2 separate regions of the Mus musculus genome follow, and region 2 is linked to region 1. A link is a loop called in an ENCODE intact Hi-C map of the cell type or tissue named here. Cell type or tissue: gastrocnemius. All regions are shown on one strand. Links, peaks and the distances in the headings refer to the core of each region. The heading gives the core; the rest is flanking DNA.

Region 1 (7,824 bases), core at 1,447-5,446:
GTAACAACAGACTGGGGGAAAGCACTATCAGGCTGTGGGGAACTGGCAGAGCAAATGGCCTTCCCGGCCCTGGGCCCAACCATCGAGCCTTACCCAAGAATATCGCTGTGTAGTGGGAACCCTTCGGGTAGCGCCCTAGGGCCCAGTGGCAGGCAGGCCCGGAGGGGCTCCAGTAGAGGCTGCCACCAGCGTTCCATTAACTACGGGGGTGAGATGGGGAGCGAGGTCAGGGCTGGTTGGCCAGGGCCTGCATGCAGCAGGTGGCGCTGTTGGAGGGGATGCACAGGGGCAGCACTGCAACAGTCCGCCTCACCTGTGGGTCCAGCTGGCCAAGGGGCGGGCGCGGCCCGCACAGCAGACACAGCTCCAGGCCACGCAGCAGCGTCAAGGTCAACAACCTGTGTGGGACCTGTAGCCGGGCACAAGATAGGGCTAAGCATGGCCCCGCCCTGCTGGAAGCCCCGCCCTGGTCCCGCCCACTCACCGTGGGGCTCCCGTGGGGCAGATACACCGGGTAGTCTCGAGCAGCTTGTGGTGGCAAGGACCCCACCAGCCAGGGGAGTAGTACAGCTTCAGGCATGCCTAGGCGCCACCAGCCCTCTGTCGCTGCCACCACTCGGCCTGATACAAGCAGGCTGACAAAGGCTGTGCCAGTGGCCTCTGCAAACCCTGAAAGGGTTTCCTGGTGAAAAGGTCAGACTAGATGTCATAGGGCAAGGAGGGACCTTCCCGGCTAGTCAGGGAGGGGAAGAGCAGCCATGAGACCAGAGACACCCTAGCACGCAAGGCTGCCAAGCTCCTGTCTCACACCCTCTCTGTGAACGAGAATACTTTAACCTTCCTGATCAGTCAGCACTCTCAATTCTCCATACACTTATTTTATCTGTTTGTTTGTTTGCTTCTTAAAATTTATTTCTCCTTCAGTTATGGGGCTGCTCCTGCCAAGTCATACTGAATTTTTGAGTCATGTGTTCACTGAGCTGCCTAGGCCGGCCTTAAACTTTGCATACTCTCCCCAGCCTCCAGAGTAGCTGGGGTGACAGGCCTGCACCAGGAGGTCCTGGGATGCCAATAGTTTTAACAACAGCATCTAAACTTGCTGAGAAGGCACAGTCCTGACCTACGGAAGCTCTGAGGTCAGGACATGCTGCCAGGAGAGGCATAACTTTAGCAAAGGAAGATTGGGCAGGCATGGTGGAGCACGCCTTTAATCCCAGCACTCAGAGGCAAAGGCTGGTGGGTGTTTGTGAGTTGTAAGTTGGAGGTCGGCCGGACTGGCCTACAGAGAGAGTCCCAAGACAGCCTGGGAGCCCTGTCTTAGAATGGGGTGAGGCGGATTTGCCTAGACAGGGTTCCCTGCAAGGCAGGAAGGCAGGGTGCTTGTGAGGCCGAAGCTGCAGGACAGGAGGCAAGCAGTCAGTGTACCCTGGTGAGAAGGTTCCAGGTAAAACTTGATTCCAGGATGATAAGAGGGAGTTAGGACAATGTCCAGAGAAAGAAAACAAAGGAAGGCTGAGCAGAACCGTGGGGACACAGTTATTTCTATAGCTGCCCCAATACCTGCATGGCAGACCCCTCTGGAGGAATGACACAGTCCACACACTGGGTCAGGTCTCCGATGAGTTCTGAGTTCCCCAGGAAGCTGTCGATGAGACAGTAGCTGGCCTGGTAGAGGAAAAGAGGCATCTAGGACCCACGTAGGCCAGATCAGCCCAGAAAAACCTGAGGCCAGCTCCAGGATTAAACAAGCTCTTCAAGAACCCATGGGCTTTCCCTATGCATAGTGGGAATTGTAGTTCCAGACAAATGGGCACGACTTAGGGATCCTAACGTCACTCACATCCCACAGCCTCACCCTCAATTCTTTCTTCAGTCTTTCTACATTCCGGATATTGGTCAGCTCCTCAAGTCCCACAATGAGAACCTAGAAGAATCACATAGGACAGCGGGGTCCTTAATAGGATCTAGTCAGAGAGGACAGTATTTGAATGGGTGTTGAGAGGAAGGCCAGGTCTGGATCCCTGTGTATGAAGGTGGAGGTCGGGCTCCTGGACTCCTAGGTATGAGGGAAGAGGGCTGAGGTCTGGATGTCTGGGTGTGAGAAAAAAATGCAGGTCTGGACTAAGGAGAAGAGGCTGGGGGTGCAGCTCTCTTGAGTTTTGGAGAAAAAAGGGCCCAGTCTCACCATGGCCCCAAACACCATGTGGAGCATTCTTTCCAGCCTCAGCTCAGAGGTGCCCTCCTCAGATGACAGAACAATGAGAGTGATACTGTGGGGAGGAAAGAAGAGAAGCAAGAATGAAGTAGAGGTCAGGCCTGGGAAACGGAGCCAAGCGCTTCAGCGTCTCTGGGCTATTCCTATGCTGCTGGCTACATTCTGCTGGGAACGCAGGGATCAGAGAGGGTGAGTAGCTTATCAAAGATTCCCACAGCCAAGTCACCACTGGCAGGACTCTGGGGTCACCTAAGCCAGGAACCACTGCCCAGATCTTGTTCCCTTGCTCCCGCCAAGGGACCTGTCATGGAAGTTCTTCCACACTACGGTTGTGTCTTCCGTTCTTGCAGAGTTCAGTTGCACATCCAGATTCTGGCCGAACATGTGGACTCCATTGAGAGAGCCGATGACAGAGAAAGGAAGCTGAAGAGTGGGGAAGCATTGAGACCTCACTGTCCCACTTTGCCGTCTCCCCACATCCCCCCAAAGTTCTTCAGGAAACCAGGCTTATTAGTCCCCTAAAGGCTCCGAGCCTCTACTCCCTGCACGGTATGCCATCCCAGCTTCCCAAACCCCTTATTTAGACGAAGGAGTCGAATGCCCCCACCTGTTGACGGGAGGGGGCGCCGCCGCTGCTACTCCGACAAAACAGGGGAACCCCGCTAGAGGCTGCGAGGCACAGCAGATGCACCGGGCTTCCCGGCCCCTCATCCCCCATCTGGAAGCCCGCACCCGACAAGTCACCCCCCTGGAGACTCTCGGTGTGGATCTAGGAGCATGCGGGTAGTGAAAGCAAGTCGGCCTGCCGTTTGGAGCCGCCAGAGGGCGAGAAGCCGGATGGCTAAATTCCTGCCTTCATCAACTCAGCCCCTCCAACAGGATTCTTTTTCCGCCCCGGCCGGAAGTCATCATGACCCTAACAAAGATGGCGACAAGTATTGCTTGCCAAGCGTTCAAGTTGTTCCTGGACAGCTTCACATCTTTTGTATAACGAGAATGAAGAATCTAGTTTGAAGATGGTGATGGTGCTAAGGTGTTGCCTACAAACCTTCATGTGTGCTGTAATTACGTGCTAATTTTTTTTTTTTAAACAACTGGTTGAGGATGGGGACAGTGCTAAGGCACTGCCTGGCAACTGCAGCGTGGCCTTTCATTCCATAGTGGGAAATACCCTGCCCCAGTCAAAGATGGCCGTATGCTCAGGCGTTGCCTAGCAACTACCATTCACAATAATTTCTGTTTCAAAACTCCGAACCGCTGTGCCACCGTCTCCCTCTCATTTTTTCAGAATGGTTTGATCCAGGCAGTGTTGCCTAGTAACCACCAAATGAGATGGTTGTTTTTGTTATTAGTGAAAGGCAGAAGAGAACCTTTTCCAAAATCATGAAAACCACGTAATTTCTGTAACGAATTAATGCCAATGATGGTGTATCGTGTCGAAAGGTAAAACACGGAAAACTTTGTTCCATGCAACAATAGAAGTTAGCACCGAGGTAGCAAGACAGATTTTCACAGATATGATCACTGTACTATCACTTCCAAAGCTTTCTTCCAAAGGATGGCTAGGAGCCAGGGAGATGGCTCAGCACATCCCAGGGCTTGCCATGAAGACCTGAGAAGCTTGTAACCCCTGGAATCTTCATGGTAGAATAGAGAGCTCACTCCACAAAGCTGGCCTCTGTACACATGCCATGGCACACGCACTGTAAGAATCAAAATTTATTTTCTAGTTTAAAATAGTATGGCTATTAAAATAGTATGGCTACAGCTTCGTGTCTTTATTTTCTACTTTCTGGGTGAGTTGCAGCCTTTAGGCCTGGTTGGCCTGGAACTCAGGGTAGCTGTTTGGCCTGGAATGGCGAATGCCAGCCACTCTCTTTTTCTTTGCTTTCCTTTCTTTCTCTTTTGCTTGTTGTTGTTTAGTGTATTTTTGAGGTGTGGTCTCATGTAGCCCATGCAGACCTGGGACTTGCCATGTGTCCTTGAAATTCCGATTCCTTTTTCAACATCTCAGTCTCCTTTCTTTCTTCCTTTCTTTTTTCTTTCTTTCTTCCTTTCTTTTTTTTTTCTAGATTTATTTATTTATTTTATATATACGAGTACACTGTAGCTGTACAGATGGTTGTGAGCCATCATGTGGTTGCTGGGATTTGAACTCAGGACCTTTGGGAGACCAGTCAATGCTCTTAACAGCTGAGTCATCTCTCCAGTCCAGTCCAGCCCCCATCTCAGCCCTTCTAATGTCTTTTTATACTCTGTTTGTTTGTTTGTTTGTTTGGTTTTTGAGACAGGGTTTCTCTGTGTAGCCCTGTCTGTCCTGGAACTCACTCTGTAGACCAGGCTGGCCTCAAACTCAGAAATCCACCTGCCTCTGCCTCAAAGGCGTGCACCACCACTGCCCGGCTATACTCAATTTTGATAAGTGCAAGGAATTGAACAATTTTTTCCACCGACAAATATTAGATTTCTCCTTCTGTATTTTAAATGATACAATAAAACAAAATAATTTTTTGAGACAAAATCGTGCTGTGTAGCCCAGGCTGGCCTTGGTCCTTATGCTCAGTTCTCCCATGTTGCATTGCTACACCCTGCTGAGTTAGCAGTTTTAGCTGCTTGATTACTGTATGTCTGAGAGCAATTGCTTTGTTTATTAAATTAAATAATTTAAAATAATTTATTTATTTATATTTCATGTGCATTGATGTCTTGCTTTAATGGGTGTCTATATGAGGGTGTTGGATACCCTGGAACTGGAGTTGAACTGCCTTGTGGTTGCTAGGACTTGAATAGCAGTCCGCTGAAAGAACAGCCAGTTCTCTTAGCTGCTATCTCTCTAGATCCTATGAAACAATATTTTAAAGTAACTTTTTTGGATGTTGTTTTTATTCTGGATTTTATTTCCTGTAGTTCCTACAGAATAATTAACAAATGTACTCTGTATATGGAAAAAACAGATTCGTAGAATAATTTTAAAATGTGTGCATGGTTGCACAGTCCCTTAAGGCCAGCCTGGCCTACTCTGATATCTCCTGCCAAATCCACAAATAAACAGATAGATAGACAGATAAATGAAACCTTAAAAATTCTATGCATGCTTTTAGTTCCAGCACTTGGCCGACAGAGACAAGAACATTTTTTGAGTTCACAGCCAACCTGTTTTACAGTGAGCTTCAGGACAGCTAGGGTTACACAGAAAAACTTTGTCTGAAAACAAAACAAAACAAAATTCAACGTGGAAAATTGTAGTTTTGGGGTTAGCATTGGGGTTAAAAAAGCTTGTTCACGCCAATGGTTGGGTGGCGTGTGCCATTAATCCCAGCACTCCAGAGGTAGGGGCAGGCAGATCTCTGAGTTCTGGGAGGCTCCACAAATTTACAGAGCAAGTTCCAGGACAGCCAAGGCTAACACAGAGAAAGCCTGCCTTGGGAGTGGAGGGTGGGGAAGAGATACCAAAAACCAAGGTCTGGGGCAATGTCTCAGTTGCTAACCTGCTTGCAAATGCAAGCAAGTGAGCCAAGTTTGGATGCCTGCCACCTACGTTTTGAAAAATCGCTTGTCTTTTTTTCTTTCTTTTTCTTTTTTTCTTATTTTGTTTTTCGAGACAGGGTTTCTCTGTGCAGCCCTGTCTGTCCTGGAACTCACTCTGTAGACTGATACTGCAACTCAGTCCCACTTGCATCTGCTCTGCACTGGAATTTAAGGCGTGCGCCATCGCGGCTTTGTATCTTTCTACATTAGTACGCTTTATTTAGTAAATTTCTGTCCACACATAAGTTTCCAGGTCATTTTATATTCACTTCGGCTTATGCTGTTAGCTACAATGCTGAGACTCAGTTTTCTCGACTATACCAGACATTACTATTGCACTGTTTATATATATATAGTATTATTATTTTCTTCTTTCTTTTTTTTCTTTTCTTTTTTTCTTTTCTTTCTTTCTCTTTTCTTTTTTTCTTTTTTAATAAGGAATGTATTTTCTTTGATTCTGTTTCTGGCTTCTTTCCCAGAAAACAGAGATTAGGTGTTGCCTAGCAACCTCCACTTAAATTGGAATTCCCTTCTTTCCCAGCAAAAACAACTGCTTCGCTTCCAAGTCCCGGGCAACTTTACAGTGTTGCCTAGCAACGTCGTTTCCAATGATGTGATTGGACCGCTCTCTTTCATCGGTTCCCGGTCAGAAAGAACAGAATTTATTAACTTAATCTCTGTGTGAGACCACAACGGATGGGTACGCGTTGCCTAGCAACCGGATTCCCGACCCTCCCTTTAGCCCGGAGTCGGAAACTAGATTTCGACTCCAAGATGGTGACCGGATGTGCCGTTTTTCGATTTATTTCGTGCTTGATGTTGTGCGCAAAAGTTTGCTCGATTTCAAGAGGCCCTTAAAGGGGCTCGTTGTGCCCATTCTGAGAGTTTCGTGTTGTTGGTATGCCCCAGGGTAGAGATAAAACCACGGCTCGCAAAATGCCCCGCACAAACATGGCCGTATCAGCATCAGCAGAAGCTGCCAGACGTCCGGCGGGGCTGCGCACACCGCGCAAGCGCACTTCTGTTCGTCCCGGGACGGCGACGGCGTCAGCGGCGCTGGCGTCGGCGGCGCGGGGCATGGTCCCCGGATCCGAAGGCCCGGCGCGGGCCGGGGGCCTGGTCGCCGATGTGGTGTTTGTGATCGAGGGGACAGCAAACCTGGGGCCGTACTTCGAGGAGCTCCGCAAGCACTACCTGCTGCCTGCCATAGAGTGAGTGAGCGAGACCTCTCGTCGCCTCCCGCCGCCCTAGCTAACCTAAAGCTCGTGCCGACCCCGCCTTTCCTCCGTCTTTGCAGGTACTTCAACGGGGGACCCCCTGCAGAGACGGACTTTGGGGGAGACGTGAGTGCGCGGCCGAGTCACGGGATGGAAGCCGGTAGACCCCTGTGTCTGAGGGAGGAAAGATGGGGTCCTTAGTCTTGGGTTTGAGAGAAGAAGGGCTCACAGCTTATTTCTAAAATGATCTGAAGTTGGGATGGCCTGTTCCTTGCCAAAGATCTCAGTTGTAAAGTTGTTCTGTCCTTTCTTCCCAGTATGGTGGAACCCAGTACAGCCTTGTGGTGTTCAACACCGTGGACTGCGCTCCAGAGTCCTATGTACAATGTCACGCACCTACCAGCAGTGCCTATGAGTTTGTCACCTGGCTCGATGGCATCAAGTGAGCTTTGCCTCCATTTGGGGCAGGATGGGTACCCCCAAGAAAGACTGTGGGCAGGGTGGCCTGTGATTGAATAGTGCCCCGCACTCAGCAGAACTCAGTGTGGGTCACCACAGTCCCTGTCTGAGTGTCCAGTTACCGTCAGCTTCTTCTTTCTTCCTCTTGTCTGTCTACTCCAGAGGAGTCTGCAGGATGGGTCTGGGCCCTGAGAGCTCCTTACGTGGTTGGGTCACAGTTTACAGTGTAGCCTTTTTTGTTTTTTTTTGTTTTTTTTCGAGACAGGGTTTCTCTGTGTAGCCCTGGCTGTCCTGGAACTCACTCTGTAGACCAGGCTGGCCTCGAACTCAGAAATCCACCTGCCTCTGCCTCCCAAGTGCTGGGATCAGAGGCATGGGCCACCACACCTGGCACAGTGTAGCCTT
Region 2 (5,804 bases), core at 680-4,679, 120 kb before region 1:
AAGTCTTGAATGTTAGCTTAGAGAAGCTTGGATATGGTAGGGGGGCCATCAGTAAGGTATGCCTGAGGGAATCAGGAAGAAGCTGAAGGTTTGGAGAGCTGGAGCTGGGGGGGGTTGTGGAGGCCAAGGTATAGTTTCAGAGTAGGACTGAGACCAGGGCTGAGGCCAAAAGGCGAAACCTGGTCGAAGGGCTACTGATAGAATTATTGCTAATGTGTATCCAGCCATTTATATGTGGAAACCAGTGTGAGAGATACTACTATTTTGCCATTTTCAGATAAGCGCTAGTGTGGTTTAGGGAGCCTAGGGCTTTTAGGAATTCCAAGATTAGGTGTTTTCAGAGTAGCAGGTTTGACAGCTGTGGGGAGGTTTACAGCTGTGATGTTCATGTTTTCTGAAGCCTCAATCAAGACATCCACCAGTCTGAAGGATGCTCTTTCAACTACCTGACTGGGCACTCAAAGCTCAGAATTCCCGTGACATCACCGAGGCTTTGGCCATGCTTCCACAGGACAGGCAGCTGGGTGATAGGCAAGTGTCCCAATGGGGCTGGGAGGACAGCATGCCTTTCTGAAACTTGGCATTTTTGTTTTAAAAGCGGTGTGGTGGTTATGTAGATCATACTATCATAGTTGTATCTCGTGGCTGTAAATAAAGCTCTTGGGCTCCTCATCATGGAGGATAATGAATGCTGTGTGAACCTACGGTACCTGTTACAGAGTACCCCTGAGCATGTCGGCACATTCCCCGCTGTGGGGAAGGTGGCTTTCTGAGACTGAAGCACGACGCTCTTAAAATCATGACACCCGAAGTCAGGGTTGAGTTTGCATCTATTTGACTGGGTTGGGTAATTAATTGGAGGTTTGCCTAGGAGCATTGGGAAGCTGTGGGCAGTGGAGGGCCAGGTGTTGGAGCAGGTGGCTGAGCGGTCCTCCCATTGATGGGGAGGCAGCCGAAATCCAGAAGAAGGATAAGAATGGCTCTAGTCCCTGCAGGTCAGCGTGGGACCACGGACAAGGTCATCAGGAATGAGGCGGAAGAGAGGGACACTAAAGCAGGATGCACTGGGGGCCCTTGAGGTCTTCCTTCACCTCTGACCTGCCTCCCTCAGCCTTCACTTCAAACTGTTGCCTCAACCCCAGGTGACCATGGAGGAGGAAGATGAGTCTCGAGGTAAAACAGAGGAGTCGGGAGAGGATCGGGGAGACGGTCCACCTGACAGAGATCCTGCCCTTTCTCCTTCTGCCTTTATTTTGGTAAGAAAGCTGGGTGCAGTGAGGCCTGGAGGCCTAGGTTCTCATGCTCTGAAGTATGGGCTGGGGGTTCAGGCCCTGAACCAGGCCTTCAGGAAGAATTGGGGTTCTTTGTGGACTCTGGCTGCCGGGTGCCTGGAATGTGCTTTCCAAACAGCAGAAGTTAGAGAGGTCTTGGCCCTGATTTTTGTTTTTTCCCCTTTTGCAGCGGGCCATTCAGCAGGCTGTGGGAAGCTCCCTTCAGGGAGACCTGCCTAATGATAAAGGTATGAGGCCCACTCGTCCTCTTAGGCTTCTGCCTTCCTCTGGGCTCTTATCTTTCTTCTTTCTGAGGTGTCCTGGGTGCTTCTCTTGTGCTAGCGTCATCAGTGTCCAGGGTACTGGGTTTGTCTAGAGGAAGGCCTAGTTGGCAGGGAACCCAGTGTGGCTTTTGGGCTGACTAGAGGTGATCAGGGTAGTAGGTCACTTGGGAGGCAGGAGACATTTAGCCAGGACTGGGCAGGGTTCACAGGCCAAGCAGAGACATGCCCTTTGGTGAGCCCATCCCAGATTGAGTTGGGGGAGCCCAGGGTGCTGCAGAAACTGGGAGGTGGCAGGTGCTCCCTCAGCAAACGCTACGTCTTGACCTGCTTCCTGTGCTTTGCAAAGCCCAACATGGAATCCCAGCTTACTTCAATGTCTATCCAGATGGCGCTCGGTGTCGTGGCCTACGATGGAGGCGCTGCTGCCGGAGTCCTCGGTCAGAGCCTCGTTCACAGGAGTCAGGGGCTGCTGACACGGCCACTGTGAGTAAGAGTGTCCACCAGCCTTCACCCTGGGGCCTGCAAGACAGAGGAACTGGGGATCTAAACTGCTGGGTCTGGTGTGACTCTGGTGGGCAGTGACAGGAGTCTGGGGACCAGATCCCTGACTAAGCTGGCTCCTAGAGACCAGTGAGATAAGGTTGGTTGGATTCCAGAAGGTTCTTGTGGCAGATTGGTGGGTCCTGAGAGGCTGGAACTAGGAAGGTGGTTGGGCTGAGTACTCACAGAACAGAGTCCAACTTGGCCCCTTCCAGGTATTGGACACAGCTGCAGATAGCTTCCTTGTGGAGCTGGTGAGCATCCTGGATCCCCCGGACACCTGGGTTCCCAGCCGCCTGGACCTTCAGCCTGGCGAGTAAGAACCTGGACAGCTGAAGGTGGGGTGACCCTATCCTGAGAGCTATGGCACTGCTAGGGCTCACCATTTCCTCTGCCTTGCAGAAGTGAGGACATGCTAGAGCTGGTGGCTGAGGTCCGCATCGGTGACAGGGACCCCATGCCTCTACCTGTGCCCAGCCTGTTTCCCCGCCTCAGGGCCTGGAGGACAGGAAAGACAGGTATGTTGGCCTGCACTGTGTTGGGTGGGTGGTCTTGAAATTGTGTGAAAGTCAACTGTATTTAGGTATTAATGTATGATGCTGGGTACTGGACTTTGGGGACCTCACATATGTTCAGCAGGCATTCTGCCACCAAGCTAAGCTGCTAGCATCACTTACGCTGTTTGTAGTGAAGGTAGGAAGGATGCTTATATTAGTTACAAATTAGTTCATACACTCGTAGAGCAAAAGGGAGGGGGCACATAGGAGCATCGAGCATGCTGGCCAGCAGCTGTCAGAGTGGACTTGCGTGTCTTTGAGTTGGGGAGTCATCTCTTAGGAGGCGGCTCCTCGCTAGCTCCATTGGTGAGCCTGGTGCCCAGCTTGAGTCTGAGTGGAAAGGCAGGCGTTTGGTTCTGGGCACATGAGCTGGCCATCTAGCTGAAGCTCCCAGGACACCCAGCGTCAGCTCTGACTCGACGCCCCAACACGTTAACCTCCCTCTCTGCATGTCTTTAGAAGTGGAGTGGAGGGAAGGGCTTGTGTACAGTTAGTCTTTGGCAGCCATCAGTCCCAGTGCCTGGAAGAACATGGCTTGTGACTCCACTGAGGCAGGCCACAGTCACATTGTCCCTTCTCAGTTGTGAGTTGGGCTCAGAGGACATGGTACCCAACTTCCATGACCTACCTTGAGGCTGACTGGAGGAACTATGAGTGTATCCTTGACTGTGCATCTCAGATAACTGGTAGGCTGAAGAGGAACTGTGGATCCTCTCCCTAAGTTCAAGACTAATGTGGGCCGGGCGGTGGTGGCGCACGCCTTTAATCCCAGCACTTGGGAGGCAGAGGCAGGCGGATTTCTGAGTTCGAGGCCAGCCTGGTCTACAGAGTGAGTTCCATGACAGCCAGGGCTACACAGAGAAACCCTGTCTCGGAAAAAAAAAAAAAAAAAAAAAAAAAAAAAGACTAATGTGGGCAACACCAGGAGAGCCTGACTCCAAAAACCAACCCACAAGGTAGCAGAGGATAAATGTTCCAATAGAACCTGTGCACACAGACAAATGGCCAGTCATTCTCATGGGACTCTGAAATTACGGTGTGGTTTTGTTGGTGACTTTTTTTTTTTTTTTTTTTTTTTGAGGCAGGGTCTTGTCCTGTTGCCTAGACTGGCCTGGAACTTGGGACAGTCCTGCGTTGCCCTTCCTTGTGCTGAGATTACAGACTTGACCACCACCCTTTGTGGTGATATTTTAAAGACAAGCTTGGGAACAGAGAGTGGCATTGCTTAGGCTGTCGCTGTGCCTCCCTGACACTTAGCACTGTGGTTTTGTCTTGCTCAGGGTTTTTCTTAGTTTCTAAACTGAACTGACAAGGCCGTTGTGTGATTGGGGTTTTTTGTTGTTATTGTTTGTTTTTAAATTACATTTGTGGCTGGACAAATAGGTCAGCTTTCAGGAGTTTGTTTTCCTCTGCCAAGTGGGTCCCAGGGATCTAAGTCGGGTCTTTAGATTTGGTGACAGCTGCCTTTATTCACTGTGACATCTTGTTGCTGGCCCTTTCCTCCTATCTCTCTATGTGTGTGTGTGTCTGGCATTGAACGTGGGGCCTCACACCTAGAGCCACTGAGCTACATCCTTAGTCCGTTTTGTTTTTGAGAGATGGATCTTGCTTTGTAGCTCACTCTAGCCTTAAAACTCCTGGTCTTCCTCCCATGTATGCTGGAATGCCCACCTCAGCATTTCTGTTTGTTTGTCTTTTTCAAGACAGTGTTTCTCTTTGTAGCCCTGGCTGTCATGGAACTCATTGTAGACAAGACTGGCCTTGTACTTACAGAGATCTGCCTGCCTCTGCCTCTTTGGTTCGAGATTAAAGGCGTGCGCCACCACACTCGGCTTGCTTGTTTGTTTTTTAGTTTTTGTTTGTTTTGTTTTGGAAGATATTAAGAGCACAGGAAAAGGAACACGGTGATCGCTCATGACCTTCCTCTGTACCAGAGTCACATGTCACCCTGTGCTTCCAGACTCTAGTGTGTCCTGGGTTGAAATAAGAAAGGAGCAGGAGTGGGGAGTTGGTCATGGGTGCCCTCTGGGCTCTGGGTGTGAACCCTGTCCTCAGGACCAGTGAGCTCCCTGAAGGGTGTGAACCCTGGGTGTGAACCCTGTCCTCAGGATGAGTGAGCTCCCTGAAGGGTGTGAACCCTGGGTGTGAACCCTGTCTTCAGGATGAGTGAGCTCCCTGAAGGGTGTGAACCCTGGGTGTGAACCCTGTCCTCAGGACGAGTGAGCTCCCTGAAGGGTGTGAACCCTGGGTGTGAACCCTGTCCTCAGGACGAGTGAGCTCCCTGAAGGCAGGGCTTGCTGTTCTGATACCACTGCAGCTGAGCCTGACATAAAACAGGTAAACATGAATTTAGGAAATGAGCAGACAGTGATTTTATAGAAGGAATCTGAAGTCAGCAGGTTGAGCCAGGAACCTATGCTCACATGAGTAGAGTGCTATGCCCTGGGTCGGTCTATGAGGCACTGGCACTGTCCTCAATGGGCCATTTTGGGTGGGGGGCTTAGTTTCTGTGCTCAGATAGTCATTTGAGTCTAGGCCCAGTCATCACTGTGGTGTTATGAGCACAGGTGCAGTGGATGTTGGGTGGTAAACTAAGGAGACATGCAGAGCCTGGCCTGTGAGAAGGGGAAGGTACTTCGTCGTGATGTCCCTATGGGTTAGTGGCTCTTGCTTCTAAGACCTCAGGTGCAGGTTGATGGCAAAAGAAATTCTAAGGATTGTCTTGTTCTGCCAAGCCTCCAGCTCTGTCATTTCACGATCTAAGCTGATTCCTCTCCACAGAGCAGGAGGCAGCTGGCTCTTGTGTCCTGTGGGGACAGCACTGTATTAGTTAAGGCACTTTGTTGGCCGTAGATGAGCCAGTGGTCTGTGAGATTAAGTCAGTGCTCCGCCTGGGCTCAGGGGTGGACATCCGGGCCATTTTCTGCTGTTGTAGGTGTCCTCATACACTTGGCCAGTGTTCTGCAGCTGAGCCACACCCCCAGTCCCCAACTTCACCACCCCAGTGTGCTCTCCTGCCCTTGAGGCAGCGCTGGTCTGTGTGCAGGCCTCTGCCCTGGGAGAGGAGTGATCCGTCACTGACTATTACTCCATCTACTCTGTTCTCTGCAGTTTCTCCACAGTCCCATGCATCTCGACCTGCCTGTTCCCGT

What was found. Peaks named below come from ENCODE experiments on the same cell type or tissue, not always from the same donor. Only the 100,000 strongest peaks of a DNase experiment are listed, where the experiment ranks them.
Region 2: it touches region 1 in a loop (2.2-fold over the local background); 1 of 42 quality-filtered maps calls a loop at or near these places.

What each region holds. Positions count from the first base shown.
Region 1 is chr7:44,891,361-44,899,184 of GRCm38, reverse strand. It overlaps Fuz (fuzzy planar cell polarity protein), which reads right to left and starts at 3,106. Exons shown (of 11, transcript NM_027376.3): 1 at 2,823-3,106; 2 at 2,517-2,638; 3 at 2,186-2,270; 4 at 1,856-1,924; 5 at 1,561-1,665; 6 at 485-682; 7 at 314-409; 8 at 94-200; 9 at 1-11. The coding sequence starts at 2,933. It overlaps Med25 (mediator complex subunit 25), which reads left to right and starts at 6,761. Exons shown (of 18, transcript NM_001331207.1): 1 at 6,761-6,954; 2 at 7,041-7,086; 3 at 7,278-7,402. The coding sequence starts at 6,821. In gastrocnemius, for the core only: CTCF peaks have their summits at 2,812 (motif pointing right) and 3,013 (motif pointing right); DNase peaks (open chromatin) are centred at 3,061, 3,406 and 3,776; H3K4me3 peaks cover 2,316 bases; H3K27ac peaks cover 3,336 bases.
Region 2 is chr7:45,008,932-45,014,735 of GRCm38, reverse strand. Scaf1 (SR-related CTD-associated factor 1) reads left to right here. Exons shown (of 11, transcript NM_001008422.1): 2 at 1,143-1,256; 3 at 1,462-1,519; 4 at 1,941-2,038; 5 at 2,311-2,411; 6 at 2,498-2,613; 7 at 5,764-5,804. The coding sequence starts at 1,149. Mir7054 (microRNA 7054) reads left to right here and starts at 2,249; the gene lies at 2,249-2,310. In gastrocnemius, for the core only: no CTCF peak of the experiment used is centred there; no DNase peak of the experiment used is centred there.